Linked DNA regions of Mus musculus: regions 1 and 3 are each linked to region 2. A link is a loop called in an ENCODE intact Hi-C map of the cell type or tissue named here. Cell type or tissue: heart. All regions are shown on one strand. Each heading gives the region's core, and the rest is flanking DNA. Links, peaks and the distances in the headings are about the cores only. Region 1 holds the start of Gm4925 (predicted gene 4925). Region 2 holds the start of Utp20 (UTP20 small subunit processome component). Region 3 overlaps Ano4 (anoctamin 4).

Region 1 (10,835 bases), core at 1,934-9,933, 97 kb before region 2:
TATAGCATCGGACAAAGATGAAATTGGCTGGGTTTGGTGGCTTGTGTTTGTAATCCAAGCATTTGGGACAGCTGAGGTAGGAGAAGCTCTGCGTTAGAGGTCAGCCTGGGATACAGAGTGGGATTCTGGTTAAACAGGTTACTCTGAAGTTGGAGCCACTGTGCCTGCACAGATCTCTAAACCTAGCAATTAGAAAGTTGATGCGGGAGGATCACAAGTTCAGTGGCAGCCTGGATGGCAAGACTCTCCCAGAAAACAGGTAAAATAGAAAGTTATTCCTTGCTTCTACTAAACTGACCAAGTGACTGGTGTCTAACAGCAATTAGCTTAAAGCACCACCTCCACCTAGTGGCTGCTCTTGACTAGGGACACTCTTTGATAGTTTGATCTCCAGTATGACATTAAGACAGTGATTCATCAGCCAGGTCTACAAAGTGAGTTCTAGGACAGCCAGGACTATACAGAGAAACCCTGTCTCGAAACAAAACAAAACAAACAAACAAAAAAAGACAGTGATTCATTTATGACTGTTGTAACAAACTCACTAATATTATAGAACATTTAAGAATTAAAGTAATAGCCGGGCGTGGTGGCGCACACCTTTAATCCCAGCACTCGGGAGGCAGAGGCAGGTGGATTTCTGAGTTCGAGGCCAGCCTGGTCTATAGAGTGAGTTCCAGGACAGCGACGACTATACAGAGAACCCTGTATCGAAAACAAAACAAAACAAAACAACAACAAAAAAAGAATTAAAGTAATGATCATTGCATTAGTCCACAAGTCTTATTTTATAATTTAACATATAGCTGGGCATTGTGGTCCACACACGAGACCAGCTACATAGTGAGTGCTAGGATAGCTAGGGCTACATAGTTGAGATTCTGTCTCAAACACCCAAACAGACAATAACAACAAAAACAAATGTCTTACTGCTCTTCTGTAATAAAAATTCATGTATCTTACATTTTAGTGAATGTAAGAAAATAAGCATAAGACAAGCACATAGTGAATGAGATTTATTTTGTTTTTGTTAAGAATTTGTCCTAAAAGTTAGAGCAATGGGAAGTGGGGTATGTTGCAACTTTAAGGATGACATTTGAGTGAACACATCAAACAAGTCAATAAATGTGGTTGTCTCAAGAATTAGAATGCAAAGCTCCCAATACAAGCATCGTTAGCATGACTTTATAGTTCTATTTCCTCAACGATTACACTTTAAAATATATTTAATTTTATGCATAGGTGTTTGCCTGACTGTATGTGTGTATGCTTGATACACATAGGAGCCCATGGAGATCAGAACAATGGAATCCGCAGCGTGATGGCTATTTGTTGTTGTTGTTGTTGTTGCTTTTGTTTTTGAGACAGGGTTTCTTGTATAGCCCTGGCTGTCCTGGAACTCACTCTGTAGACTAGGCTGGCCTTGAACTAAGAAATCCACCTGCCTCTGCCTCCCAAATACTGAGATTAAAGGTGTACACCACCACTGGCTGGCTGTGATGGCTATTCTTGATTGTCACCTTGACTGAATCTGGAAATAACTATAATCCAGAAATGGAGGGCAGACTTGAGATTATTTGTGCTTGGGTAAATTCACTTCTAGTCTGGATCTTTGAGATAGGAAGACAGAGTTTTGTTTGTTTGTTTGGTTTGGTTTTTCGAGACAGGGTTTCTCTGTGTAGCCCTGGCTGTCCTGGAACTCACTTTGTAGACCAGGCTGGCCTCGAACTCAGAAATCCACCTGCCTCTGCCTCCCAAGTGCTGGGATTAAAGGCATGTGCCACAACGACCGGCTGTTTTTGTTTTTGTTTTGTTTTTATTTGGATGTTGAGGCGGGAAGACACACCTTTAATCTAATTAATCTAATCTAATCTAATCTAATCTAATCACCTTAAATCTAATATAGTCTGGGCCACACCTTCTGCTGAAAGCCTACAAAAGGGCATGGAAGAAGGGAGGTTTTGCCCTTTGCCTGCTTACCTTCACCTTGCCAGCATATCCATTCTTTCACTGACTTGGAGCCTGCTTCTTTGGGATTCCAGCATCTCCTGAATATCAGCTGAGATATCCAGCCTGTGGACTGAGTCTCTAGAAAACCCTAATATAACCTGGAACTGGAGTTACACTTGGCAGTCACCTGCTGGTGCTGGGAGGAACTGCAGAGATTACTCCTTATTGTGGAAGCTTTGAGAAATAAGAGTTTCAAAATCTGCCTACAGGGACTTATTTTCACAGGAGTCTTATAGTGGTGTATTTTTCTCTTTCTTTTCCGTTCCCCACTCCACACCCACTCTCTTTCTGAGACAGTGTCTCTCTATGTAGCCCTGGCTTATCATGGAACTCACCAGGTAGACCTGGCTGGCCTCGAAGTCAGAGATCCATCTGCTTTTGCCTCTCAAATGCTGGGATTAAAGGTGTGTGCTGGGGCTGGAAGAGATGGCTCAGAGGTTGAGAGCACCGACTGCTTTTCCCGAGGTCCTGAGTTCAATTCCCAGCAAACACACGGTGTCTCTCAAAGATTTATAATGAGATCTAGAGCCCTCTTCTGACCTACAGCTATATATGCAGAACACTGTGTATATAATAAATCTTAAAAAAAAAAAAGATGTTTGCTGCCTGGCCTTTACAAATGTGGCATATTTTTCCTTTTGGTCCTCTTTTAAAGATAATCCATTTTTCTCAGGTATTTTATGCAGTTGTACTCCAAGGTAAATCTCTAAGAGCCTAAGTTTTAAGTACCAAAGACCTATCAATGTAGCAACTTGTGTTAGAGAGCTGGGAGAGGGAATGAGACGGTCAGCGAAGTTGTAAGCATGCTTTATGTGTAAAGCATACAAAGACAAGGCAGTCTTTACAACGAACCTTAAAAAGGCTCAGGCGTTGTCATTAACTGGTATCTCATCATGTGCTCCTTAAACTGAGAAGCTGAAGACAGGGCTGGCTGCCCTATTTCAGGCTCAAGTGTCCTACAACTCCCCTGTGCTGAGTCAGGTTGGTCCCTGGCTCTGTGACCTGGAGAGAAAAGCAGAAAGGAACACAGAGGAAAATCATCCTTGTGCCCTCGAGAACAGCTGGAAGGTGAAGCACCCCCACAGGCATTTCTGGTATTTGCCCCACGACAGAAAAATGCCCAGAGTGGAGACAGCCAGAATTTAGCCGCGGGAGGCTCATCAGTGAACAAATGCTGCGCTCCTGGATTCTTCAATCTTGCATTGCTTTCTGGGTTCTTTCCCCAGTTGGTTTCTGCCGGATGACTAAGTCTGACTCAACGATTCTGTCTGCTGTTATTTCTTTTACACTGAAGCCTCAACCTCAGGATACACTGATCAGGAACTCTAGTTTGTTTCCTCGGTGAGGATTCTTGATGACATCTGCTGGGTATTTAAAGGTTCTGGATTTGATACTACCTTCTGTCTGCTCTGTCAGTTGGGCTACCCCAGTTGTCTGCCGGATGTTATGAACACCCTAATTGATGTTGTTTTTATTATTTGTTGCTTCTGTCTCCTATCGGCTATTTAATGTCTTACTTTTGCTTATTGCATACTTAATAAACTCAATATTGGCTCAGTCTAGAGAGAGATCATTCTCCAGACCTTACAGGTGTTTAGGTAGAAATTCACTTTCTCAAATGACTTTTCCTTGCAAGGAATGTTTCCGTGAATTCAGGGCTTTGGGTGAAGATGAAAGTGCTGAAATAATTCAACATCTGTGTAGTAAATTTAAGTAAAAAACAAAACAGAGACTCTTGGTATGAATGTAAGCTATTATAGCCATTATGGAAAACCAAATGGAGGTTCCTTAAAAAGCAAAATAAACACTGTAGCATCTACTTTGTGGTATTCATCTTAAGATAATGAAATCAGCATGTCAGAATGCAATGTGCACCTATGTTTAACGCAGTATGAATCATGACTGTCGATACAAAGCATCAGTGGGGGCTAAAGAGGTGGCCCATCAGCTAATAATGACTATTCTTGCAGAAGACCCTGACTTAGATTGCAGCACCCACAAACACGGGGTTCACAATTGTCTATAACTCCAGCTCTGGACAGCTCCAGATGTTGCTGGCTTCTGAGAGCATCGGTCCTCATGTGTACATACTTACATGCATGCCATGGGCACACAGACACTCAAGAACTATAAAAAATAAATCTACATAAGAAGGTATAAAATCAACCTGAATAAGCTTATTAATGTGGAAAATATGATGCGAATGTACAAATGCACATGCTTAACAATAACTAGCCAGCCTTAAAAAGGAAATAATCTCACGTATAAAATGAATGTAGAAGTCATCCTGCTAAATGAAATAAGCTTAGTACAAAAATCACACATTTCCACCTACGAGGGCGTTGGAAGGTTTAATTCATAAGTAGAGTCTATGGAGACAACTCCGAAGCCGAGAGCGCAATGGTGACTGTCAGGGGATGGAGCAGGGATGCAGATACATCAGTAAGATGGTACAGATTCTTTTCCAACAGGATGAACAAGTCCCTTAGATGTATAGTCACAGCATGATGACCATATTTAATAACAATACACTGCCTATTTGATAATTGCCAAATAGATCTTCAGTGTACTCAACCTACAGGAAAAGGGAATATGAGGGTTTGCCTATTTTCACGGTAATCATTTCTCTCTCATGCATATGTATGTATGTGTGTGTGTATATATATCTATATATACCTATATATCTATCTCACACTGTGCAACATACATATAATATTTTGTCAATTAAACCCTAGTAATGCAGGCCGGGAGGTGGTGTTGCACGCCTTCAATCCCAGCACTCGGGAGGCAGAGGCAGGTGGATTTCTGAGTTCGAGGCCAGCCTGGTCTACAAAGTGAGTTGTAGGGCAGCCAGGGCTACACAGAGAAACCCTGTCTCGAGAAAAAAAAAAAAAAAAGCCCCAATAATGCTAGACTAAATCTTAGGCAGTTTGTAAATTTCCAAAAAGATGACCATTTTCATTATAAACCAGAACATAATAATGCAATGTTTCCATGTGGAAGAAAACTTCCTAAAAAAGGGCTATTATTATTTCCGGCGAAAACTCAAGAGCTTGAGATAATTGTACTTTTCTGTTTTGAGAAACTTAACAGAAAATAAGCCAATTTTTTTGTTCATTTTCTGCATTTGAAGTACTCTTCAATGACATCTTTCGCCTGAGATTCTTGGCCAAAGTCCTTAACCACCACACAGCTGCAACCTATCACTTTCCGAGGTTTCCCCTTTCGATCAATTTTGCAGAGGCCTACCCATTCCCCCAGCTTCTTGTTGTCATCAACCTTAATTAGGTTGATCTGGTGCTCAGCACAGAGGGTTTCCACCAACTTGATGTACATAGGTTTATCACAATTGGATGCAAGCACACAGAGATGGGCTTGGCGCTTGCCTAAGGCTTTGGCAGCTTCGTGAATTCCTCGCGCTAGGCCATCGTGGACCAGGGCGGTCTTCAGCACCTCTTGCAAAGCCGTATTGACGTCCATGACAACTCCAGCAGCAGTGCCTTCCTTAGCCATGGCGTGGGTTACAGGTGGATCCGACCTGGAGCGCGCCTCGAGCCTCTGAGAGGCTGCGCAGAAGCAAGACGCGTTTCTAAGAATTTTAAGAAACACCAAACCCTTTCACTATCGAAAACTACCTAACTTCCAACTCAAGTTGCAGGAGGCAAGAAGTTCCCAGTTCTGCGGAGGCGGAAGGGTGGTCGGTCAGGTGGCCACCCAGAGATCAAAAATTAGACACCTCGGGTACGAGGGTGCCCCGTGTTGGTGGTATGCAGTGACTGCGGGTGAGCTTTCTCGTTATTATTACGTAACCCTGGCTCCTCCTGCGGGAATGCATTTAGAGGAAAGTGGACCGCCTCCGCAGATGTGCAACCACCGGGACGCTGCAACCAGCGCCAGCATTCTGTGCCTTCGCTTTATCGAGCTTTTATTTTCCGTTGGCCGATTCGCCACTTTATGATATCAGAATTTAACACGAAAAAGTCTCATTTTAATATTTGAGAAGGCCTTATTGTCCAGAAAAGTGGAATCAGGAAACACTTTTGTCTTAAATTTTTTTTTGTTATAGTTGTGGCGTTCATTTCTGCTACGCTCAGAGCGCCTGGGAGTTGCATCGAAAGCGCCGACGCGGACGCCCAGACCTCCGTGTCCAGCGCGCAGTCGCAGTGGCCTTTCGCCCCGGCTCCCGCCCCCGCTGGGTGGACGACGTGGAAGTTGCTGGCCGACCAGGCTTGGAGGAGTCCGCTTCGGAACCGGAGTCCGGGAGTAGCGGAGGTGGCGGCGCCCAGGCTCAACTAGGAGTCGCTGCCGAGTCCCGGCCTGTCTCTGAGGATCGGCGAGGGCGCGGCGGCGGTTCATCATGGGTGAGGAGCGTGGGAAGGGCGTCAGGCGACCGAGGGGACCGGCCGGGCCGCGGGGCAGCTCTTCGCTACCTTGGCTCTTCACCTGCAGGGAGATTCCGCCTCCCGGCTCGGTCCTTTGCACCCGCGGGGTCCGGACTGATCCCAGCCCGGCCTTTTCCCCTCATCCTGCATCCCCCATCTCGGTTGGGTAGGCGGAACGGGGCGTCGGGTGCCTGGCAGCCAGGCAGCTGAAGGTTCACCGAGGTGTCTGATCCTTCGTGGAAGCTTGGTGGCATCGGGGTGGGTGTTGGGACTGCGTCACTTCTGAGAAACCCGAGGACCGGTGTTGTTTGTTGATCCTTGCGCTGCTCCTGTCTGCTCGCCCGCTGTAGTTAGCTGTCCGTAGATATGGTGGATGGAGTTAGGTGGATTGTGAAGTCCGGTGGGACAGGGAGTGAGATGTTCATGTCGCTTCGCTGATTCGCACTTCTCCAGGTGAGGGAACTACGGTAGACGTCCGAGCGCACCCGACGGTGGTGATGCTCCGGTACAGGTGGAGCTTCTAGGAGTTGCAAAATCTTCGGTTTCTGTCAGTATTTACTCAGTTTTCTCAGAAGTGTGTGGATCCGGTGCATTATAGTTCCGTTCGGTTCTCTGTAACCTTTCGGCGTTGTTTTTCCAAATCTAGACGTCTAAACGGGCAAAAGGACTTTGTCAGGTCACACCCATTCTTTCTGTATACAGCTTGCTCCGTGTTCGCTTTTCTAGAGTGGGCAGCTTTAATTCTGCCATTCCCCTCAAATAGCAAAGTGTAATATCTCTTCCTTTCTTCCTCCTCTCCTCTCCTCTCCTCTCCTTTCCGTGTGCGTGTGCGTTTGTATGCCTACAAGGGAGCGCTGTTGGAAGTCAACCCTTAGTATGCTAGGCAACGCCCTTCTGCTGAGCTGTATAGCCCCAGCCCTTTTAAAACTTTGAGATAGGATCTCACTAAGTTGTCAAGTCTTGAACGCAACTCACTCTGCAGCCAAAGGTGGCCTCAGACTCACTGCTATTGGTTTAGCCTCCTATTGGACCACTAGCCAAAAGGCCTTGCCTTTTATTTTTAAAATTGTGTGTGTATCCGTGTATATTATATGTTGAGCATATTCTTCATATCCCCCACGTTTCCGTTTTCTCACTTTCTATTGTGAATCTTTTTTTTTTTTTCCTCCCTTTAGTGACTTTTGAAGGCAAAGTATTTGTGCCACAAATGCTTTTACATCTCAGGGTGCCTTGGGTACATAAAGGTTCCTGGGAATATTTTATAAAGTAGTGAATGTCGGGGTTTTTTTTTTTGTTTTTTTTTTTTTTTTTTTTTTTTTTTTTTTTTGTCTAAAATATGAGTTTCTAATGCACTCAGGAAACAGAGGCAGGCGGATCTCTATGTGAGTTTGAGGCCAGCCTGGTCTACATGCTGATTTCCAGGGCATCGAGGGCTGCAAAGTAAAAGATCCTATCTCAACAAATACTGCCCCCAAATAATAATAAGCAAGCAACAACAAAAGTGGTTTGTTGAGGCAGTTCTGTGGGTTAGTGGAGAGTGCCCTAAAAGTTTATATTGGTACTGCCACTGTACAGTGAGTGCTCTGTCACTCAGAGCACCCCATTGTGCCGCTTTTCCCCTGCCTGGCGCTGTGGTATCTACGGGTAAGAAGGAGACTGCACTAAGTTACCGTGTCCTTATTCTATTGATGAGAAAATGAACTGGACTCCTGAGGGGCAGTGTCTAAATGTCTGATGATGTGATCTGACTGCCTGACATTTCTCAGGACCTGGGAACTTCACGTGTTACTGTTTGCTGTTGAATAACATCTTTCATTGGAAGCAAGAGTATCTACCTGTGCCTTCAGGACAATGTTTTGATATTTAATTGGGCATATAGCTTTCAAAAGGCTAAATGTTTTGCGGACCTAATTTACAAGATGACATCAAATACATTTTTGCTTTTATTATCTTGTAGGTGGCTTTTTCTCAAGTATTTTTTCCAGTCTCTTTGGAACCAGAGAAATGAGGATTTTAATTTTGGGATTAGATGGTGCTGGAAAAACAACAATTTTGTACAGGTTACAGGTTGGAGAAGTTGTTACTACTATTCCCAGTAAGTATTGGTTTAATAACACTTTTCATGTTTCTATCTAATACAGCTTTCTGAATAAACGAGTCATATGATGGGGGTTTGTAAACTTCTACTATGGAAATGATACTGACAATGCTTAAAAAAAAAACCAAAACAAAACAGCTAAGAAGCATTTTGGTGCAATTTAAGGTTCCCTGCCTAGGTATACAAACAGGCTTCTCTGTTTAGAGCTATAGTTGGTTTAAGTCTCTAAATCGTTACTGCTTAATGAAGATACTGTCTGTCTACTGGATTTGAGGAGTCAATGAGGCGTATAAAGTACTTTGCTAACTTGTATGTTGATGGATGTAGATGTTAAATCGGTATTATTGTACACAAAGCACCTTTTTTTCCTGCATATTTATTGCCTAAATCACAGTGTAGTTTCTTCTAAGTAATTCTGTAGATCACTTTTAAAACTGGGAATTGTAGAAGCAGAGCATTTGAAATGACCTGGCCCCTGAAACCAAGGAGAAGAAACACCGGCACTGTAGTTTACCTCCCGCTTGTGGCCTCGTTATTCCTGCTGTCTTAGAAAGTTATTTGTAGAAAGTCCTTCCTATTTTACTACTTGGGGGTGGATACTCTTGGTGTTTACACCTTTTCATTTGTTGAGCTAAATTTAGAGAGATAAGATTAATATATTTTAATTAAGTTGAATCTGTAGAACTTGCTCAGGATTTTAAATTGTGTGCTTTGAATGATTCTGTTAGACATTCCCATTACGTCACTATTAAACCTTCTGGGGGTTTTTCTCTTTTGCTTTTAACAAGGAGTGTTTGGACTTTGTAGCATCTGTTATCTCCTTCTGCAGCCTTTTGCCCATTTCCTTTCCTTTGATTCTTACTTCCGAGATTCTCTCCTCTCCACATGGGCAGGTTTTGGTGGCCTCTGCAGTGCTCAGTGCTACAGGGCCTGTGGACTGCAGTGTGGGCTGTTTGCACGTGAACAGTTCTTGACGGTGGTAGACATAGACCTGCATATGCCTAGTTCTGAGGAAGACAGGAACTTGCTTTTTAGTTTGCTACTTTTGCCATGGTTTTATTTTTCAGATGTAATGTGCATGCTTACCTGCCAAATACATCATTTACCAACACATCATTAAAGATAGGAAACAAAAATCAGTGGTGGTCGTAAGTCAGTTTCACTCTGACTTTGTTTGTCTCTTTTCTGAGACAGGATTTCTTTTTATAGCCCTGGAAGCCCTGGAACTCACTTTGTAGACCAGACTGGCCGGCCTCTGCCTCCTAAGTCCTGGGATTAAAGGCCTGGCCTGACTTTTTCTTTTCTTTTTTTTCTAAGTTTAGGAAATGAGAGCAAACTTTGTACATGTCCACCCTAAGTGTTTTCAAAATTACTTTCTCCCTCACTTAGATTTTCTTTGAAAATAGTTTCTGGTTTCAGCTGTGTGGTGTCGAGGCACACCTAAGAGAGGCACACCTAAGAAGGATGGCAGACAAATGGGATGAGATATTGACTGTTGAGCTATGACCTTGTTACGAGTGAGCTCTTGAGATGCCCATAGAGGGTCTGTACGGCTGCAGCCTGTAGAGAGCATGGCTTTTTTGAATCTAGAGCCTAGTTTTCTATATTGATTTTCATTATTCACTGTCTGCCAGAGCTTCAGCTTTTTCTTTCTTTCTTTCTTTTTTTTTTTTTTTTTGGTTTTTTGAGACAGGGTTTCTTTGTGTAGCCCTGACTGTCCTGGAACTCACTTTGTAGACCAGGCTGGCCTCGAACTCAGAAATCCGCCTTCCTCTGCCTCCCGAGTGCTGGGATTAAAGGCGTACGCCACCACGCCAAGCTTGAACTTCAGCTTTTGAATCTATAACTGTACAAGACTTTCTGAACACTTAGATACCAGTGCTCAGGGTGGTTTAATAGACTTCTGGGGCTGGGGAAATCTACCTACTGCATGGATGTGGGACCATAATTGTGAGTGCACAATTATGATTCCAGCAGGGAGGAGGCAGACTGGCAGAGCAGATGTCTGGGGCTCGATAGCCAAGAGAGAGAGAGAATGAATATGAATATGAATGAATGAATGAATATGAGAGGATATTGTCTTAAGTGTTATATTAATCCAGCCCATAATGTGACGAGAAATTACAAGCAGTTGCTAAAACTCAGTGAAGTTGGACACTTTGTAAAGGTAGAGTATATTAGTTTACATATATGTTGATTTGATTTCTCTTTCAGCTATTGGATTTAATGTGGAGACGGTGACATACAAAAATCTCAAATTCCAAGTTTGGGACTTAGGAGGACAGACAAGTATCAGGTATGGTGTAAACACCAGATCATTTGGTGGTATTTAACATTAATGGCTC
Region 2 (10,835 bases), core at 1,158-9,157:
AATGCAAGTGTACTACATGGCTATAGACTAGGAGCCAGATGGTATTGGCACACGCCTTTAATCCCAGCACACTCAGGAGGCAGGGCAGGCAGATCTCTGAGTTTGAGGCCAGCCTGTTCTGCAGAGCAAGTTCCAGGACAGCCAGGGCTACACAAAGAAACCCTGTCTCAACCTTCCCTACCCCCAAATTATATTAGGGTTAAGGATATAGCTAGTGGTAGACAGCACCTCTAGCATGTGTCCTTGAGGCCCTGGGTTCAATCCCCAGCAACAAAGCAATAAAAATTAAAATCATCTTGTTGTCATTAAGTAGAAGGATGTTGAAGACACATCCCAGTGTGATAAAAGTGCTTTATATATGCATATATTGATTTATATCTAATTTTTCTTATTAAAAGCCAAAAACATGGGCTGGAGAGATGGCTCAGCAGTTAAGAGCACTGATTGCTCTTCCAGAGGTCCTGAGTTTAATTCCCAGCAACCACATGGTGGCTCAGAACCATTTGTAATGGGCATCCGATGCCACCTTTTGGTGTGTTTGCAGACAGTGACAGTGTATCCACATACATGAAATATGTACATGTGAGAGGGCTCAGTCCACTGGGGACCATGCCACCCCTGGAAGGTTCTAGGTGGCATACAAAAGTAAACAGAGCAAGCCGTGGAGAGCAAGCCAGTACACAGAACTCCTCCATGGCCTCGGCTTCAGTTCTAGTCTCCAGGTTCCTGCCCCGAGAGTTCCTCCCCTTGTTTTTAGTTGTAGTCTTGATCATAGCAATAGAATTCTAACTAAAACAACAAGAATGGAGACCAACAGCCCCCACTGTAAGATGTGTAACTGAAGCCATTTTGGATGATTCAGCCTAAGAATTTATGTAAGGAAATTTCTTACGAAAAGATGCCAGTACCCACTCCCGTATGTTTTTTTTTTTTTTTTAAATTGTGCACTCTCATCTTTAACATTTTATTGCTTGGTGCTTTTGACCTGTCCTGTAGCTTACGCTAAGACCACCTGCTGAACTCAAGTCTGTAACTGCGCCTCCGCATTCACCTGTGCTCTAGATTCACTAAGGTTTAGAGACAGGGTCTCACCATGTAGCATGGCTGGCCTCCTACTCACAGAGATCTGCTTTCTAGGTGCTGAATATGGGATTAAATGTGTGACCACCACACTCTGCTAGTCAAATGTGTTTCTGTGTTTCCCTTGGTGGCCTAGTAGTAGTTAAGATTAACTGTGCTTTCTGGAACTGTCCCTTTCTCTCAAATATCCCATGGACACTGTAATTTGCATGGGTCACAGGTACTACACATCACACTGAGCAAGTTCCAAGTGCAACCAATTATCTTCCTCGGAAGAGCTGCATGCTCTCTCTTATTAGCACTCAGTGCCTATCCTATCTCTAGAGAGTGTATATGCACACGTGAATGGCAGAGTCTTGCTCTGTAGTCCTGGCTGGCCCAGAATTTGTAATCTTCCTTCTTCATCCTCACCCGGAATCCCTTCCCAGATTGTTGAGTGGTCTCTTCAACCATCCGGCTATTGTAACCAAAAACCTTAACCTACCTTCTGTTCCTCTCCACATATTCAGTAGGTCAGTTCCCGCTCTTGAATGTAATGTCCCCGAAACGTCCCTTCTGATTTGGTTACCACTATCCTAATCATTTCTCATACAGACATCAGATCTTCTCTGCTAGTTTACATCCTGCTCTTTCCTTCACGTTAAAGACAGACAGGCTAAAAATCTTAAGCTTGATCATGTCACTTACTCCCCTGCTTACAGTTCAGGAACAGAATCCTATGGCTTTAGGATAAAATCCAAATGTCTCAGCACATAAAACTATTGAAGATCTTTCCTATGTCTCCAGCTACCCTCCTCTGCTGTTCCAGGCACCCCACTCGTGTGCACCCTAGACACATCTATAAGACTGAACAGTTTTGTAGTGCTTTAAATGGGACACACATTCCCGAGCTTCGGCTATTTTGTGCAGACTTTTCCCTTGGCCTGGAAAAGCCACTCTTGTCCTCTTGCCATGCTAAAACCTACAGCAAAACTCAATTCAGGTCCCATCTTAAAAATCATCTTCTGACATCCTTTCTGACACTCTCAGAAGGCTCCTTTCACTGAGTTCTCAAAGCCTTTTATGCTGGTCTAGATGTTATCATTCAACATGCTAACGTGGTAGAAGACAATGCTGGCAAAGACTCGGTACAGAATCTGCTCAGTAACAGATGAAGAGCTGAGGTTGAAACCCCAAGTTAAAGGTGTCAACGCTAACAAGACTGAGGTTAGGGTTAAGGCTTTTAAGAAAGGCTAGCAGAAGCACTAAGGGCTTGGTGCAGCAAAAAGGAAAACCCTTCTTCACAGAAGATGGCAGGTATGTGGTTAGAACCAGAAAAAAGTGCAGTTTAGTATCTTCGAGAGGAAGGAACTAAACACCAGGAAAGTGATTTCACTAAAATCACTTTAAAATCGGAGCTGCCAAAAAGTACAGGTCTGTAGACCCACTCGCAATGGACATGAGAAAAGAAGAGTTTCCAGTAACAAAACCCAATTGAGAATCAAGTCAAGCCAAGTCAAGTTCAACACGGCATCATCCGACTGAACAAGGCCAGGATGAACATGCACCATCTGGTATGGTACTCCTCTCGAATGATTCCAGCTAGCTGCATATAGCTATTGAGGGATTTAGGTTTAAAGTGAATGAACATATTTGCTGTGTGTGGTTTTTTAATTAGACAACACAGGTCTAAATCACTGCATGTACATTACAAATGGCTTGAAAAACAGCTTACTTACATTGGTGAGAGAAATTTAAAACTCCCTCTTACCTCGTCATAGCTTGCAGTTCTGTCGATACGGTGAATAATATCAATGTTCACATTCCCCAGTCTCTCTGCAAATGTAAGAAACTGCAGAGAAAAAGCATATTTAAGACATATTAGCATTCAATGCTTATCAGGTTTTGATATCTGCTGGAGTAAAACTACACCATAATCACATCAAATTCTGAACACAGAACGTTTTAGAGCTTCAGTGAGCAACCTCTGGACCATCACCACAAACAACAGTACCCTTAGCGTATCATTTCAGACCCGTGGTTTCTATTGGTCATAAAATATGTAACTTTTTAAAATAAGAGCAGCTATTACTTATGAAACACAAAAGGTAAATGTAAGAACTCTAAACAAAAGCAGTTACTACTTGAAGATAATAAATACTTGTACTTTTTGCATAACTTACTTCATCTGTATTTCTTTTTTCTTTTAACTTAAGTACCCTTGGAACAGGCTATGTAGCCAACGATGACCTTAAAATTTAAGTTCAGACCCTCTTGCTTCTACATCCCCAGGTCTGGGGTAACAGGCATTTAGCCATCACACCTGTTTTTGTTGTAACTGTTGTTGTTTTTAATGGGGATCCAACCTAGGGCTCCCTGAATGTTATTCAAACACTCCACCAACCGATCTACCTCCTACATTATGTTTTATCAAATACAATTTCCACACAGACTGGAACCTGGACGAACGCTTTCACACCACACCGAAAGCACAGGGATCTCGCTAAGTTGTGGGAACAGGTATATTTTTTAAAAACAGACAGACTCAGTTACAAAAGGGCTTGGAAAGGCATTATAAAGTACAACAGTAGCCAGCAGAAGTCATTCGCCACTTGCCAGCTCGCTCTACCCTCCTCTGTTCAGTCTTTAAAGTTAGAAGGGGGACTCGGTTGCAGACGATCCCCTGGGCCAATCAATTTGAGCCTGGAGTGAAGGGAGTTGCCCAGACAGGCCAGATCTCACCGCTAAAAGGCGGACTCTGGAATTCAAGTTTCCTCACTCCCCTGCGAACTAATGTTTTTTTTTTTTTTTTATACTGGCATAGTCTCCCATTTTCGCCAGAGCCCCGGGCAAGCGATTCCGGCTCTGCCCGGACTTGCAGGCCCTGGGGTTAAGGCGATCAGCTGGTCAGGCAGAGGCAGGGCGAACCGCGGCTCCGGGCCCAAACTCCCGCGCTCACCCGGTATGTGTTCTCGGTCTTGTGCGAAAGTGGCTTTGGCTTCATGGCTGCGGCGGGACAGCGGCCCGCGAGGGTCTCAGGACGACAGGAAGGGATCCGCGGGCACTGCGGAGGAGAAAGTTACTCCCACGCGGTACTCTCCAATGCTCCGGTGCCTGCTTTTCCTCACGTGTAGTTAGTGCCGCTGGGCGCCGCCATGTTGGAAAGCCAGGATGTGTGGGTCATGTGGGCGGAAGAGGCGGGCCGAGCATGCGTGCTCTTCCTGATTGTCAGTCGTGCAGTTTGCGGATGTACAGTTTTTGCTACATGAGAAGTTGGCCAACACAAAACAAACTCAGTGGTATTTTTGTGGACGTTTTGTTTTGTTTTGGACATTGTTTGTCATATTTGTCATTTGCCTGTTGGTCTTGATTTTCGTTTTTGTAGATTGGTGGTGATGGTGGGGTTTGGTTTGGTTTGGTGTTTTGTTTTTTCAAGACAGGGTTTCTCTAATCCTGGCTGTCCTGGAACTCACTGTGTAGACCAGGCCGGCCTCGAACTCAGAAATCCGCCTACCTCTACCTCCCAAGTGCTGGGATTAAAGGCTTATGCCACCACTGCCCAGCGTCCTTCCTTCCTTCCTTTCTTTCTTTCTTTCTTTCTTTCTTTCTTTCTTTCTTTCTTTCTTTTTTAAGAGAGAAGAATGTACAGTTGAATGGGTTGGGAGAATCTGAGAGGAGTTGGGAAAGGGAAAAACACGATCAAAATATATTGTATGAAAATTTTTAATAAAAAGGATAAAAGGGTTTTATTATAGAAAGAAAGCATAACCGTCACAACCTAGCATTAACTGCTGCTCGATACATACCGTGCACCATCAAAAGCTGTTTCCACCCATAATACAGTAATGCTGGTTATAAACTCAAAACGTGAAGTGTATGTTTGTTTGTTTTTTTTAAGCCCCCTTGGCATGCAAGGAAACCAAAGTTGGGCATCTTGTAAGTGACGATCTTCATTCACACGCAGACTCCGAGGTCCAGGTTTTAGTTTAGTACTAGAAAATAAAATCTGGCTCTTCACGAATGCCAGGAAGCAGCTCTACCACTAAGCTAGATCCTACAGCTCTTAATCATATATATAGAGAGAGTGTGTGTGTACAGTCGATGAGCCATGGAGTTATTTGCACAAAAATTGATGGAGGAAGGTCCAAGTGCAAAGTCCTTGAGATAAGATTTCATCCTAGCCTGGCTTGTGAGTAGTCAGAGCCCATCATGGGTAGAATACAGTGAATCAAGATATCTTTGCCTCCATTTATTACCTTTCCCATTGTAATCCATTTTAATCCATGGGAGTTCTGGGTATTTCTTCAAATCATGAAACAGTTCCCATGACTTTTGAACTGGGTTTGGTTGGCCAATCCATCATCATTTTATATTTTCTGTCCCCATGAGTTTTGTTTTGTTTTGTTTTGAGACAAAGTTTTTTTGTATAGCCTTGGCCATCCTTTCACTGTAGCCCAAGTGGGTTTCAAACTCAAAGAGCCCCCTGTCTCTGCTACTCAGTGCTGGGATCAGAAGTGTGCACCACCAATCACCACCCAGCTCCCTTCCTCATGATTCTCTGTGTTAAAGAGTAAGGTGTAAAACTGCCCCAATTATATACAAGTCAAACAATCCAAACGGAAATAACACTAGTAAGGTTCCTTATTCATAATAGACTTTGAATGTCTGAAATAATCCCGCATCCATTACCTCTCTGGTGTTTATGACAGCCCTGTGAGGTAAGCAGAAAGATATAATTGCCTTCCTATCATACAGAAAGAAATGAAATAGTCCCAGAGAAATTAAGCAATTTTGCCAAGGTCATGTGCTTTTGCTTGCCAATGCCAGAGCTTCTTACTCAGGCTTCAAAGGCCCTGGCACAATACTCATCTTCCCAAGTGATAAATGGTTGGCACTGTATAGCTCTCATGCTGCCCCAAGCACTGTTGCAAGTGTTTCCCATATGATGACTCATTTACTCTTCCTACCAGGTAGTTCTATTATCTTCATTTACCAATGAGGAAGCTAAGAGACAGACTGGGTAACTTGGCAGAGACTAGCTAACCCCATAAGGAAGTCAGAGTACCCAACAGTTGCAGGCAATGTCAGGATTTGTACTCTTAGTCTATGCACTATGCTACCAGAGGATTTGGGAAAAAGTTTTGTGATTCAGGCCATTGTGGGCACAGCTCAAGAGTCTTTGAGATCAAATCCAGAGATCCATTTACTCCTTAGATTGTTGCAAGCCCTTCCTGTGATGTCTATAGCCTCTTGGTCTTATTATCCACTTAATGTGATTGGGAGATATAATTAAATCTTTGTCCTTAAACTACTTATCTGTGTGGAAGAAACAAGGCTGAGCAGTCATCATTTTACTGTTTAGCTTGAGTTCATTAAGAATATGGAATAATACAATACACCTGTGTGGTTTTCACCTAGTTTGCCTGTATTGGGTTAGACAATCTCTATTTTCTGTTTTCTTTTTGGATGCCCACCCCTGTTTGTTTATTCTCAATTCATGAAGTTACAATGACAACAGGGTTATCCTGTCTCCAGGGTTCCATACATGGCTTAGATCCGTGTGTGTGTGTGTGTGTGTGTGTGTGTGTGTGCGCGCGCGCGCCTGTATGTGTATTGGTGTGTGTGTGTGCCTGTGTATATATTTATACATGTACTATGTGTGTGTCTTTCTATGTGTGTATGTTTGTGTGTGTGTCTTCTTGTTTGTGTTTGTGTCTCTCTGTGTGTGTTCAATTAGTTCAGTGAAAGTTGTTCCTAGATCCTAGAACTTGCTAGTTGAATTATTGGGAAACAAGGCTGTTTCTACTTGGAGACTAATAAATATAGTTGGTTATAAAATTGAGATTTCTGGTAGCCATCTTATACCATACAGGGACAACCAGCAAGAGAAGGAGTGGATGATTTCAGATGAGTGCAGTACCCAAAGAGGAGCAGATCAAGTTCCAGATTTTCAGCACCTAGCTCTTTCTGCATCTGTCCATGAACTCTTTAGTATTGTAAGCCAATATGCTCAAACAAGTCTGAACTGGGCTTCTATCACTTACAACTTAGACAAATTCTTTCCAATCACTTCCTTTTTCTGATCAATATGGGCATCATTTCTACACTAATGTTCTCAGCAAGGAAGGCAGAAGCTCCATGGCCTTTTATGAACTGACCCTAGATGGTACATTGCTTCATTCCCTCCCCTCCAACTCCATGACAGTCAGAGCTCAACAGACTCAAGGGCATAGATCAAGCCTCTTGGGGGAAAGAATGTCAGCTATATGGGCAGCTACATTTTTGCATATATATATATATATATATATATGTGTGTGTGTGTGTGTGTGTGTGTGTATGTATATGTGTGTGTCTATATATGGGCGTATATAAGCATGTGTGTGTGTGTGTGTGTGGTGCATGTAGACATGTATATACATGAGTGTGGAATCCAGAGGTTGATGAAGTGTGTGTTTATGATCACTTTGCGACAGGGTCTCTCAGGTGAAACTATAGCTCACTGATTCAGCTAGTGTAGTAGTCAACTTGCTCTGGGGAATCCCCATCTCTGCCTTCTGGGTGTTAAATTACAGGCAGACTGCTATGTCTGTCTGGCATCTATGTGGATGCTGGGGAATCCGAACTCCAGTCTTCATGCTTGCACACTGTGATTGCTATTCTTCCTGACTACATTTGGAATTAACTAAGATCCAAAACTGGAGGACTCACTGCTTTGAAGCAGTGCAACTGAAAGCTAGTCAAAGTGCCTGAAATTTGCCTTTCCATCGGTTCTATGAGCACTTGAATTTAAACAACTTCCTTAAACCTTAAACCTGCACCCTCATGGCCACCTGTATACATGGCCAGCATCCTTTCAAAAAAGATCACAGTGCTTCATGTAACTCAGAAAAAAAAAACACTGTACTAGCAATATGACCCTCGACTATTCTCACTGTTTAAGCCAGATTATAAATGACCCACTGTTTTTCTTTGTACATCTTTTTCTTTTTCTTTTCCTGACAGGGTCTGTGATGGTTTGTATATCCTTGGACCAGGGAGTGGCACCATCTGAAGGTGTGGCCTTGTTGGAATGGGTGTGTCAATGTGGGTGTGGGTATAAGATCCTCACCCTAGTTGCCTGGGTGTCTTCCACTGGCAACCTTTGGATGAAGACATAGAACTCTCAGCTCTGCCTGTGCCATGCCGGCCTGGAAACTGCCATGCTCCCACCTTGATGATAATGGACTGAACCTCTGAACCTGTAAGCCAGCCCCAATTAAATGTTGTTTTTATAAGACTTACCTTGGTCATGGTGTCTGTTCACAGCAGTAAAACCCTAAGTAAGTCAGGGTCTGTGTATGTGGTGCAGAATGGCCTCAGACTTACAATCCTCCTGCCTCAGCATCTTTTGTACTGCACTTACACGTAGACACCATCATATTAATCTTAAAAGACTTTACCAGTTCTTCTAAAGATAGGGAAAGTAAATAAGCTCTTTTTTTTTTTTGCATGTGATTTTGTGTGTGGTGTGTGCATCTGTGTGTGTACAAGTTTTCATGGATGAGCTTATGTGTCTGCAGGTAAGAATGCATTTAGATGTATGTGTATGTGCTTTAATAGGCTGGAGATTGTGCTCCAGTGGCTTCCTCAATCACTAGCTACTGGGGCACTCCCCATCCCTCTCTCACACTGTAGGTTAGCATTGGTAGTTGGTGGAGGAAAGAGAGAAGTGGGGGAGGGGGAAGAAGGAAAGGAGATAGGGAATGGAAAGGGGAGGGAGGAAGGAAGAGAAGATGCCTTGAGATGTCTTCTCATGGAACATTTTGACAGAGCAGCCCCATAAACTGCAGAGCAGCTTGAGTACCACTCTGTTCCATGTGCTGGAAGGTCTCTTCGCACGCAATAGCAGTATAGGGTTGAAGGTGCCATACCACTGGTGCCTTGTGTTGGAACACCTCTGCCTTCTGTTTCCTGCCACTGCTGCAGACCCTAGCTGCAGGAGGAGTGACTCTGTAGTCCCTCACCTCTGCTGCACTGTAGCTCATGTACCTTCAGGTTGCTCTTAGGCCAATTCTTTGGAAACCTACAGAAATGTGTCTTGCCTTTTCCACAAACAAACATGCAAGTGTTAGGGAATTGATATCTTGTCAACCTATAGAACAGGAGAGGGGAGGGGAGGGGAGGGAAAGGGATAGACAAAGAGTAGAACTTTCTGAGGAATAATTATAACTTATTTGGGAATAATTGGGAAGCACTGCAGTGAAGTTAACATGTTTTCAAAGATGAAGCCATGTGTGTTCAAAGAGATTGAGGCCAGGAGACACTTTGAGGAGCTAATTGAGGGAGATTTACAGAAACTGTTTTAAATCAATTATGCTTGGCTACAGAATGAATAAGAAGTGTGGTGTCGGGCAGCAGATAAAGTTGCAGTGGTCTTTGTGCAGGCTGTATTTCTGGTCTGTTGCAATGGTTCATGTTATCAGGCATGTGCACACAAGATCCTCTCCTTTACATGCTTAGGGCTTAATTGATTAGTCTGTGGTTAGGGTTGACAAAAGTGACTCCATGTTGATTCTGACAACTTTCGGTGTCTTTTTTGTGTTCCATCTCAAGAATTCAGATTAATACCATTTTTTATGTTTTTTCTTTTCTTAAATTTTCTTAAGGTTTTCTTTATGTATGTTCAATATATATATGTGTGTGTGTGTGTATGTGTGTGTGTGTGATTCTGTGTTACATAAGACTTTGCATACATGTTATACACTGAGTATATTTCCCATACCATCATCTCATTCTCATTTGATGAAAAACATTGCATTGTGTATTAATACCACTTTTTTTTCTGGAAAAGGATCTCACTATGTATCCCTGGCTGGTCTGGAACTCCCTATGTAGACCACATTGGCCTTGAACTCACTGAGATCTCCTGCATCTGCCTCCTGAGTGATGGTATTATAGGTATGTCCCACCACACTCAGGCTTGCCAGTTTATCCATTCCTCTGTTGCTGGACACCTAAGTTGATTCCGTGACTTAGCTGTTGTGAATTGTGCTGCATTCACCATTGATGCATACGTGCTTCTGTGGTATGTTGACTTGGAGTTCTTTCGCTAGATATCCTGAAGTGGTGGAGTTGGGTAGCATGGTAGATTTACTTTAACTTACTGGAACCACCACAGTGATTTCCATAGTGGTCTGACTGGTTTGCAATCTCACCTGCAGTGTTTATGGATTCTCTTTAAACCATATCTTCATCAAAATTTGTTGATTGTTAATAATAATAATAGTAGTAGTTGTGTCATTTTTTGAGGCAGAGTATTACTATGTAGCCCTGGCTGTCCTGGAAATAGCTCTACAGACCAGGCTGGCTTTGAACTCACAGAGATCTACTTGCCTTTTCCCCCATTGTTTATTTTCTTTTCTTTTAAAAAAAAATTCTGTCTATGAGTGCTCTATCTGTATGTATACCAGAAGAGAGTATCAGATTCCATTCTGATGGTTGTGAGCCACCATGTCGTTGCTGGGAATTGAACTTAGGACTTCTCAAAGAGTAGCCAGTACCCATAACTGCTGAGCCATCTCTCCAGTCCCTTGTTTGTTTTCTTAATGGCTGCCATTCTGAATAGAGTGAGATGGAATCTCAGTGTAGGCTTACTTTACATTTCTCTCATGGCTAGTGAAGGTAAGCATGTTTTCACGTATTTACTGGCCATTTGTCTTTTGAGAACACTTAACTTGTTTCATTAGCCCACTTAATGATTGGGATGTTTGATTCCTTCCTTCCTTCCTTCCTTCCTT
Region 3 (10,835 bases), core at 1,013-9,012, 160 kb after region 2:
GTACGGATATGGGGCATAGGAGGAGGTCTTTGGGCTACAGGGTAGAGACTTCATGAATAGGGTTAATTTTGTGTGTGTGTGTGTGTGTGTGTGTGTGTGTGTGTGTGTGTGAGAGAGAGAGAGAGAGAGAGAGAGAGAGAGAGACAGAGACAGAGACAGAGAGACAGACAGACAGACAGACAGACAGACAGACAGAGACAGGCAGAGAGGCAGAAAGAGAGACAAACAGAGACAGAGACAGAGAGAGCAAGCTAGAATATGCTAAGAAATACCTCTACTGTAGACTATGAGTTCAGCTCCTCTGGTGATTCAGGAAGCAAGATAGAGTATCCTGAAAGATTTGAAATGACTATCCCCTGAACTTTGTTCATTTGAGATGCTAGTGAATCTTACTCATGTGCTTGTACATACTAGATAAGCACTGTACCGCTGAGCTAGAACCCCAGTCCTGGCTCTGAATGTCTTAAAATTTCACTTTCCTTTATACTTGTTGCGTTGGAAAGCCCTCACCAGAATCCTCTTACATGAATGGCCAGATGATAACGGATGTACATTTAATTGAGTGTAGGATCAAAGGCTTGCATATATAATTAAAATGCAAAGCAGATATCTTTCCATACTCATTTCCAGGTATTCATCGAAGAGTCCATAGGCATTCATCGGCTGAAGATTGTAGTCCTTTTCCCACTGTGGGAAATTTATTTTCCTTTCAGTCCCATGTTCTTGTCGGACTTTTCTTCTAGTCCACCAATTTTGAATTAACCTGGGTGACAAGATCAGTTTCTTAGAAAATTAGGCATGATTGTTCCTAAGAACAATGAGAAAGTAATGAGAAAGAGGAGAGTAAGCATTTGGCACCACAGTTAAAAACCAGCTTCACTCAGGCAGAAAGATTGGGACTAGAGAGAATTCTGAATCTCTGAAGTATTTCTGTTAGCAAGTAGACAGAATGGCTGATGAACTTATTTGATTTCCCATATTGTCTCATGTTCAGTTGGTTAGACGCCTGAGAGCATCATGGGTCGACTTGGTACCATGGCAACACCTTGGACATTCAAGGGTTAGAAGGTCTAGCTTACACGGCTTAACATAGTCCTCATTTGCAGTCATATCACATGGGTGATCATGATCAGTATAGTCTGATGCCAGGGACCAGCATATCCGAAGATAACAATCAGCTTTCCAGGAATGGAAATAGTCAAACAAAAGTATGTGGAATGAGGAAAAAAGAGGGGCGGCTATCAGACACTGCTTACCCTCCCCGCCCCCCCCCCATTCTGCTGTGTGTCTTGACTCATTGGTTAACATTTTGATTAGATTCAATCAAATCTTCCATAACGTAAGACACCATATTTCTATTTGTATATTTACTTTTTAAAAGTCTTATAGAAAACATTAGACACTTGGTAGGAGATTTTAAAAACTTGGATCTAAGAATAGAAAATTGTTACTCTTGCTTCTGACAGGGCCCTAAGAAAAGTGGTTCCTCATTCAGCAAGTCGCAGGCATCTGTCCCAGCTCAGTGGTCGTCCCTGAGTCCCAGAGAGCTGTTTTCCTCCAGTCACTGAGGTGACCTGGAAACCAACTGGAGTGGAATCCCATCAGACACAGAAAGGTCACGATGTGTACTTAACAGCCTAGCTGAGCTCTCATAGCAAAGCTCACAGCCATTTTACAGAGATAACAAGAAGATTCTGCCCATTGTTATCAACCGGAAAATCTTAGCATTGAGTGATAATATGCTCTTTTAACTCTCCCACATTATCTACTTTTCCAACTTTCTTTTTTCTGTAGTCTGAACTTGCTGTACTTTCTTTTTTTTTAAATTAAGATTCTGATTTTGTTCATGGAAATGGGAATAAAGATCTTATGAATAATTAAGTAGCCAAGGACTTGTAGTACTGGAACCCCAAATGTCAGAGACATCATTAAAGCATGCTACACACACACAGACACACACACACACAAAGACACAGACACACACATAGACACACACACATAGACACACAGACACACAGACACAGACACACAGACACACACACACACACACACACACACACACACACAGAGTCTGCACATGCATAGAGGACTCATAAAGAATATTAAGTCACTTTTCTTTAAAGGTGACCACTAGTAGGCCAACCATGCTTCCACACCCAAGAGTATTTGGGCAGCATAATAGGCTTAAAATAAAATAAAAAGAGGACACATGAATTTGTTTGTATGGGTAAGGATATCAGTATGGGTCTAGGAGGAGTTGGGAAAAGAAGGAGAAATGATTAAAAGTGATTGTATGACATTCTCGAAAAATTGATAAAATTAAATAAAAAGATTGGTCACTTTTTTTTTTCCGAGGCAGGGTTTCTCTGTGTAGCTCTGGCTGTCCTGGATCTCACTCTGTAGACCAGGCTGGCCTCGAACTCAAAAATCTGCCTGCCTCTGCCTCCCAAGTGCTGGGATTAAAGGCGTGCGCCACCACACCCGGCAAGATTGGTCACTTTTATTTGTATAGGTTGTGCTAATCCTAAAAGAGCCAATGTTAATAATTTTTAATGAAAATTTTATTGTTGTCTTACATGTCTATGTGTGTGTGCTGTGTGTACTGTACCATGGTACACATATAGAGTTCAGAGGGCGACTTTGAGTCAATCGTTCCTTGAAAATCTTTGAGTGAGTTCCCAGGGGATCCAATTCATGCTGCCCGGTTCGGGTGGTAAAAGCCTTTCCCTGCTGAGCCATCTCACTGGGCCCCAGCGTTCACTGTTTTAATGACTGCCCTTGAATCTGCATGTGACATACTGGTTTAACTGTGGAGTCCATAATGCTTACACTCAGCATTGTTCATCACGGGACACAGTGCCCCTCCCTCCGAAAGCTACAGTACTCACGGGTAGCCAAGTTCCATGAAATTATTCCAGGTCTGCTTTAGCACCATTATAATACCCATTTGCATGCAGAGATCAATAAGGCATCCGCTAGGGTGGCACTGTGAGGCAAACAAGCACAGAGAGCCATCAGTCGAGGAACACAAGAGTGGCTGGCTTCCACTCTGCACAAAGTCGCCTTAAAGCTGTTTAATGAGGATGAGGGGGAGAGCACTAACCTCTTCTAGCCTCCACCTGTTTATCAATCTCAAGTAGGCACCTGGGTGTCCTGTAAATCTTCAACACAGAAGCAAGCATTAGCATTGTGCAGTCCAGGCTTTCAGTGACTACTACATTCATCTTAGCATGCCTCTAAAGTAAATGATGGGAGCCATTAAAGGTCATGTCTGAAGGCACGAGGAAACCCTCTAGAATGGTCATTACTTGAGCTTCAGGAATTCTCCAAGGAACATTTCTCTTTAGGCCATCCTGCTTAGCTGCTGAGGAGGGCAAGAGCCCATTCTTGCTGTTTCCTGGGTCTTCGAATGTTTCTACTGAACATCGAGCGCCCCAGCCTGTGTGAGCAGCAGTTCTGCTCCTGCGTTCACCCATATTTGATCTTTTTGAACACCAGCAGTGTTGGTTTAGCTAGCATCATGGTAATTACTTATAACAGCAGTTTCTTGCTGCTGAAGTAGCTAAACAAAAAAAGAGAGACCTCGGCTTCTGCTCACCCAAACTGGCCTCATGGCCTTGTCCTCAGATAGGATGGGTGGGTATCACCATCGTTACCATGAAACAGGGAATCCTTCAAAATTTTGATCTCTGCTGGGCTTCAGAAATCCAGAAAGCCTTGGCTTCTCATTTTTACCCTCTTCCCTGCTGGGATGTCCTCCTGTGAAGTCAGGGACCTTGGCCATACTTCAGCTTTCAGTTCTTTATGGCACTTACTAACACGGGTGTGGCATCCGCAGGCTTGACTCAAGTGAGCTGGAAGTCCCAAGCTTTCCACCCATTGCTTTGCCCACACCAACTATTTTCCACGATTTATCTGTGCAATCGAAGTGGTACGGGCGCTTTGGAGGAGAGACTATTTTCGAGGTTTTGCAGTTTGGGAAGGGAAAGGAGATGCCTGACCTCTTTCTACACTTTGCATTGATCACCCAACAGGGAGGGCCCCCGGCCAGTGGGCTCTGAGTGTTCCATTCCCAGTAGGGCTGGGGCAGGGGGTGGGGCATGGAGAAATGTGCTTCTTACCTTCCGAGGAAGAATGCGATGTAAAAAGTGGAGCTGTTCAGATTGACAAACTGAAAAAGAAACATTTTCAAGGTAAAGCTGTTCTCCCACTCGGATTCTGTGCGAGGCTGTTCTGTGGGCAAAAGGGAGTAGGGTTTGAGAGGCTGGCCACGATCCTTTCTCACTTCCTGCCCCCCCCCCCGCCCGCCCCCCCCAGCCCCCAAGGACTCAGAGGATCATCAGGAGGCACTGGAGGCTGGGGCTTGCTGACAGTTGACATGTTACTGGACAGAGCGTGCAGGAGGTAGACTTCTAGGTTAAAGATGGACCATAGTGATTGCCATATGCAGGGATCCATCCCTTAATCAGCTTCCAAATGCTGACACCATTGCATACACTAGCAAGATTTTGCTGAAAGGACCCAGATATAGCTCTCTCTTGTGAGACTATGCCGGGGCCTAGCAAACACAGAAGTGGATGATCACAGTCAGCTATTGGATAGGTCACACGGCCCCCAATGGAGGAGCTAGAGAAATTACCCAAGGAGCTAAAGGGAACTGCAACCCTATAGGTGGAACAACAATATGAACTAACCAGTACCCGGGAGCTCATGTCTTTAGCTGCATATGTATCAAAAGATGGCCTAGTCAGCCATCACTGCAAAGAGAGGCCCATTGGACTTGCAAACTTTATATGCCCCAGTACAGGGGAACACCAGGGCCAAAAAGGGGGAGTGGGGGGGGGGTAGGGGATTGGGGTGGGTGGGTATGGGGGACCTTTGGGATAGCATTGAAAATGTAAACGAGGAAAATACCTAATTAAAAAAAAAGGAATAATGAAAAAAAAAATAAAGATCAGTCTAAACCGCAGTGTGGTCTCAGGTGACTACTGGTATACTTCTGAAGAGAGTGTCCAGCCTGTTCTGTGGTTACAGGGTATCTGGAGAGGCTGGATCAGAGACAGTCAGGCTGAAAGTGCCTCCTTTTCAGCCATCTCTGCAGTCTCTGTTTTGACCAAGTTTCTGCCAATAGAGTAGGCTGTACATAGAGTTAGAGCCGTCTGTGACGCTAGTGATCTTGGATACTTTGTACCTGTACTCTTTTGTGTTGCTATTTTCCATGTGTACATCTACTTTAAATTTCAGTGGCTTGTGACACTTATGGAATATGACAGCTTGAAAAGTATAGATAGAAAAAGATCTTTTTACTAGATGCATTTAAATTGTCTTGCTGGAGAGAAAGAATCATGTGTAATTCTCAGTAAAGAGGCATTTCTTTCATTTTAAAATGAGATATTGTTTTTGTTAACTGAGAATTTAACATATGCATTTAATATAGTTTGATCATATCCATCGTCATTTCTTCCCTAAGCCCTCCCAGACCCACCCATCCTCTCTGTCCTAATTTTATGTTCTCTTTTATTGAAAGTAGCCCACTGAGTCTAACTTGTGTTGCCCATAAACTCATGTGTGTGGCGCCACCAACCGGAGAGTGGCAGGCCTGCAGGGGCCACAGGGGCTGGTCTTTCTCCAGCTCAACTCTGGAAGGGAGGTTCTAAAGCGTTCTGGATCCCTGGACTGCAGAAGGCAGCCTCACTTACCCAGATTTGTTAGAAGGAGTGCGACTTTTTCATAGAGCTGTAAAATAAATTCATACGTTTAACAAACGAACTCTAGACGTTCTGAAGCCGATAATTATAAAGAACACAGGCAATCAAGTTGGGAGTGAAACTTTTTCTTTATGTTTCAAACAATGGGAAACACTTTGAGCAACAGGACGCTTTCAGGAATAGTTAGGATGGTGCGAGGGCTTCCTTCATGGTTTTAAAAAATCTGGCTTCTTGGGGTTAATAATTCTGTGGCGGCAAGGAGACTCAATACCGCTAATTAGCAGTTTCCTGAGTGAGGCTGATCCTTCATTACATTCCAGAGCTGGCAACTGAATGTCAGAATCTCTCATTGGTTTCTAAGGTGAGCCTCTGTCCTCTTGTTGTTGTGAAATTCCATGAGTTCTACATTACAGCACCATACATGCTGGGTTGAGCAAGCATTGTGGGAGACTCCCAGAACGTGTGGTTCTATCTCTCCATTATTGGGCTGAATACATTCTTGATTCACCTAGCTATCTAATTGACAGATGGTTCTCAGAGAGAATGGAGGGCGTGTGTGTGTGTGTGTGTGTGTGTGTGTGTGTGTGTGTGTGTGTATGTGTGTGTGATAGTTCAGTAAAATAGAGCTCTCAGAGATTTTCCAGAGAGGATATAAAGTGAGAGAATAAAAACCTGCTTTCTCTAAAAAAGAAAACTAAGATCATGCAGTGTACTTAAAACATACTGTTTAAAATTCCCTAGGCTGGATGCCAGCATTCTCTTTGGGAAGCTGTCAGACTTGACCGTGTTGTCTCACCTCTCCTTCAGACCACTGCACCCTTACTTATAGGTGGGATAGGCTTGGACTTATAGACATTCAGGCCTTTCCTAATTTCTGAATTGTCTTGCCCAGGATCCTTGCTTACCGTAGAGTCAAACCAAACACTTAGATCGCATGACTCCAAACATTCAGCTATGGCTGCTTGCTCTGGTAAGGCAAATAGTTTTTCTATACAAAGATATAATTACTAAAGCCATAAGATTAACATTTGCATACAGAAACTTCAGACTAACAGAGCCCAATGTTAAAAGAGATTTGTGTAATTACAGCAAGAATGCATGAGGTACAGTTTAGTCATCTTCTTTTGACCATAAAAACAAAATCCCTGTAAACAAGAAATTTGAATGGGTGCCCTAGTAGAACTTATTTGAGGGTTACAAAGCATGTTATCACTAAAATGGCTTAATTATGAAAATGCTGATAACTAGTAAATTTGGTAAAATACCTTCCTGAAAAGTATAATTTTGTTTCTCAGTTTATTCTTTATGTCTTTCACATAACACACCCCTGTTCAAATGGATAAGTTTGTCACACTTAACGCAAAGATCTCTGGAGCTTGTCATAATGCCGGTCACCTGGGTATGAACACTGGAAAAACTGGCAGTTAAAAAATAACCATGACATGAAGACATGATTCATATTAACTTTTTAAAAACTAAAGTACAAAGAGACAAGAGAAGGGCCTGTGGCATCAATGAATACACACACACACACACACACACACACACACACACACACACAAACACACTGGGGGTGGGAGGGCGAGGAAGAAAGGAGGAAGGAGGAAGGGAGGGAGAGAGGGAAGGGGAAATAAAAGGAGAGAAAGAGAGCAGAAAAGCAAGAGACTGTGGTTATAAATCAGGAAAAGACACATCTCCAGAGAGGGGCTCATTGGTAAGTAAGGGACCCTTCGGTGAGTGGTTCATGCAAAGTGGCTAATTTCTTATTGGGACATTGGGATAATTAAAACATAGCTGGTTTATTCTGATAAGGTCAGCAGGAAAATATTTGTTTCCAAACGTACTGAAACAAATGAATTCCCGATTGATTCAATCCTTTACCATTATGTAATGGAATTCCTTAACTTTTTATTACTTGTAGTCTAACATCTACTTTATTTAATATGGGCAAGACTAATTCTGCTTCTTTTTGGATCCCCTTTGGATGAAATATCTAATACCATGTCTTGTAGGAAAGGGTCATTATGTTATTGATTTGGCTTCTGTGTTTTAATTGGAGATCTTAATCCACTGCAATAAGGTAATTATATATAGGTTTTGTTTTTCTTTATCCATTTTATAACTTTATTTTTTAATTTCCAGGCAGATACTATAAGTTATGCTTGTTAATATTTTTAACCGATACAACCCTTTCAGATTTTAAGGTTGTTTCTAAAGTAAGATAGCTATATATACTTCTAATTGGACATATCAGTTTGATCAATGCTTGTGAATTTGTTATAATTTTAGTAATATTTTCTGATTCACTATATTTTTATATTAACATTGTTTTTCTGCTTTTCATAGCATGATGAAATACCTGATTCACATATGGATGAATGAAAAGGATTATCCTTTACTGTCCTATCTTGATGGTCTACCTTGTGTGCAAGCATGGTTTTGAGATGCCATTTAGCCACTAGAGAAGTAGAACAGAGTTGAAACAATGTGATAGAGAGAAAAATGCCTGTCCTCTTCACTCTTCTTTGAAATTATTATTACTTTTTCTGTCTATCTATCTATCTATCTATCTATCTATCTATCTATCTATCTATCTATGTGGATTTTCAATACAGGGTTACTCTGTGTAGCCCTGGCTACGCTGGAACTCTCTGTAGACCAGGCTGGCCTCAAACTCAGTTATCTGCCAGCTCCAGCCTCCTGAGTGCTGGGATTAAAGGTGTGTGCTACCACCATTCTGTTTTTTTGTCTTGTTCTGTTTTGGTTTTTGTGAAACTATTTTTCAAGATTGAATAAAATGCAAACCAGTAAACATAGTTAATTAGTCAGTCATCTAGAGGCATCAGAGTGTTAGGTTCAGAGACTTTAGTAAGACAGTATGAATTCTATTTTTAATCACATACTACACAAAAGTAAACACACATCACAAGATCTTGGAAATAAGCACCACATATAAACTTGCTTCTTTAGTTAAGATTGAATAAAAAAGTGTTAATAATTAAAATCCAAATGTTGATTTTTTTTTTATTCTGAAAACCCATATTGGCCAAAAATTTGAGTAGTCCAAACCAATTTAGATAGCTGTTAAAAAATAACTGTATTGCTGGGTCACAAAAAGTATCTTAAATTGAGTATTTTCAGAAGTCGATATAGAATTTAGTTTTGCAATGCTCTCGGCTGTGCAAGGCAGTGTTCCAGCCATTAGCTGGCCATCCATCATGCTGTGATTGCTTCCAAAGGATTTAAATTATTATGTTTTTATATTCTGATGAAATCGGTTCCAAACTACATTACACACTTGGCTACTCTCATAATGGAACTCACGAAGCTCCAGGGCAGACGACAGGAGTGGAAATGCAGTGCTAGGGAGAGAGGACTGAGGAGGGTCGGGCAGCTGGCCACTGAGCAAAAGAGTCCTGGGTGAGTGAGTTCTTATGTTCTCTCTCGTTCTCTCTCTCTCTCTCTCCCTCTCCCTCTCCCTCTCCCTCTCCCTCTCCCTCTCCCTCTCCCTCTCCCTCTCCCTCTCCCTCTCCCTCTCCCTCTCCCTCTCTCTCTCTCTCTCTCTCTCTCTCTCTCTCTCTCTCTCTCTCTCTCTCTTTCTCCTCTTGCTATAGCTTGTCCTTGCTTCTTCTCACTAGTGTCTTTTACTTAGTAACCTCATACTATTTTAGTTTGAAAGTGACTGGGAAATCAGAACAGCAAAAATGTTCACATGGCACCTAAAATAAAAAATATATCCTAAGAGGGACTCCTCTGGCTAACACCCCTTAGTTTAAGTGTGTGGACATTTCTGTTAGGATGAAATTTTGTTAGGACACGTATCAATTATCAATAGGCTTATAGCTTAGCTTTCATGACACAGTGGGTGTTTTGTAATGTCAGCAACTAGATATTTTGCCCGCTCCATATAACCTCTTTTTTACTTTAGTTTACTTCATCTTTTCTTGGCTATCTTCTGAAGTAGATCTTGTTTGTCAGCTGCATGAATTGCCCCTACTCCATACACAGGGACAAACACAATGTCCTTCTAGCTCCAATGTGCAGTCTGTTATTTCTTAAGGACGAGTATAAATAAGATTGCTATTTACTACCAACAGTGTTGGGGATAGACCTCAGGAACCTGTTCAGGTCCAATATACACTGCACTACTGTGCTACATCTCTAGACTGCAGCAATGATAATTATTATAATTTGAGATAGGACACTGTGTAGCCCAGACTGACTTTGAACTCATTATGTAGTTGAGCTTAGTCTTAAACTCCTGATCCTGCCCCTGGCTTACAAGTGCTGGGCTTACAGCTTGGTGCCACTGCATCCAATGTGTGCAGTTCCAAGGCTTTGTGCATGCTAGGCAAACACTCAGACAACTGAGCTGTATCCCCCACTAAATTAAATATTTTTTATAAACATTGAAATGAAAAAGACATTGGTTAAGAATACAGTAAGCATGCATTCATTGTATCCCACAGAGACTCAGAAACTTTCAAAGCTCTGATGTTTGGTTAAGTTACTATGAATCTGCTGTAGGGCATTTCAACTAGGGTCCCTCCCTTTGAATCCTGGGAGTTTCTCACCTCCCAGGTCTCTGGTACATTCTGGAGGGTCCCCCCAACCTCCTACCTCACAAGGTTGCCTGTTTCCATTCTTTCTCCTGGCCCTTAGGGCTTCAGTCCTTTTCCCTCACCCAATACCAGATCATGTTCTCCTCTCCCCCGACCCTGTCTCCTTTTCCTCCCAGGTCCGTCCCTTCCTCTCTCTCCTCTTGTGGTTAGACCTTTTTGAGTTCTGTAGACTGTATCTTGGGTATTCTGTTCTTTCTTTCTTTCTTTCTTTCTTTCTTTCTTTCTTTCTTTCTTTCTTTCTTTCTTTCTCTCTCTCTCTCTCTCTCTCTCTCTCTCTCTCTCTCTCTCTCTCTCTCTCTCTCTAATATCCACTTATTAGGGAGTACATACCATGTGTGTCCTTTTGGGTTTGACCCAAATTGTTCCTGTCTGAAAGAATTGCAGGAATGGAGATGGAGAAGAGCCTGAGGAAAAGAAGGTCCAACAATGGGCCCAAAGTGGCCCTACTGTATGGAGTGCTCACAAAAAGGGACCTATCATGACGGTCCTCTGAAAGACCCAACAA

Evidence for each region. Hi-C counts contacts between places; a loop is a spot of excess contacts. Peaks named below come from ENCODE experiments on the same cell type or tissue, not always from the same donor. Only the 100,000 strongest peaks of a DNase experiment are listed, where the experiment ranks them.
Region 1: a loop joins it to region 2, with 7 times the contacts of the local background. A loop is called at or near these places in 6 of 42 quality-filtered maps.
Region 3: it touches region 2 in a loop (4-fold over the local background); 5 of 42 quality-filtered maps call a loop at or near these places.

What each region holds. Positions count from the first base shown.
Region 1 is chr10:88,725,194-88,736,028 of GRCm38, forward strand. It overlaps Gm4925 (predicted gene 4925), which reads right to left and starts at 5,908. Exons shown (of 1, transcript NM_001037166.2): 1 at 4,348-5,908. The coding sequence starts at 5,523. The coding sequence ends at 5,125. It overlaps Arl1 (ADP-ribosylation factor-like 1), which reads left to right and starts at 6,221. Exons shown (of 6, transcript NM_025859.3): 1 at 6,221-6,371; 2 at 8,350-8,487; 3 at 10,705-10,786. The coding sequence starts at 6,368. In heart, for the core only: CTCF peaks have their summits at 2,149 and 5,758; DNase peaks (open chromatin) are centred at 5,818 and 6,208; H3K4me3 peaks cover 2,434 bases; H3K27ac peaks cover 1,750 bases.
Region 2 is chr10:88,822,588-88,833,422 of GRCm38, forward strand. It overlaps Utp20 (UTP20 small subunit processome component), which reads right to left and starts at 4,227. Exons shown (of 62, transcript NM_175158.3): 1 at 4,019-4,227; 2 at 2,831-2,911. The coding sequence starts at 4,063. In heart, for the core only: no CTCF peak of the experiment used is centred there; a DNase peak (open chromatin) is centred at 4,244; H3K4me3 peaks cover 1,903 bases; H3K27ac peaks cover 1,440 bases.
Region 3 is chr10:88,978,056-88,988,890 of GRCm38, forward strand. Ano4 (anoctamin 4) reads right to left here. Exons shown (of 28, transcript NM_001277188.1): 18 at 5,700-5,736; 19 at 4,122-4,233; 20 at 3,104-3,161; 21 at 2,889-2,986; 22 at 621-763. Among named protein-coding and RNA genes, the nearest start is that of Slc5a8, 97 kb to the left of the region's middle. In heart, for the core only: a CTCF peak has its summit at 5,584; no DNase peak of the experiment used is centred there.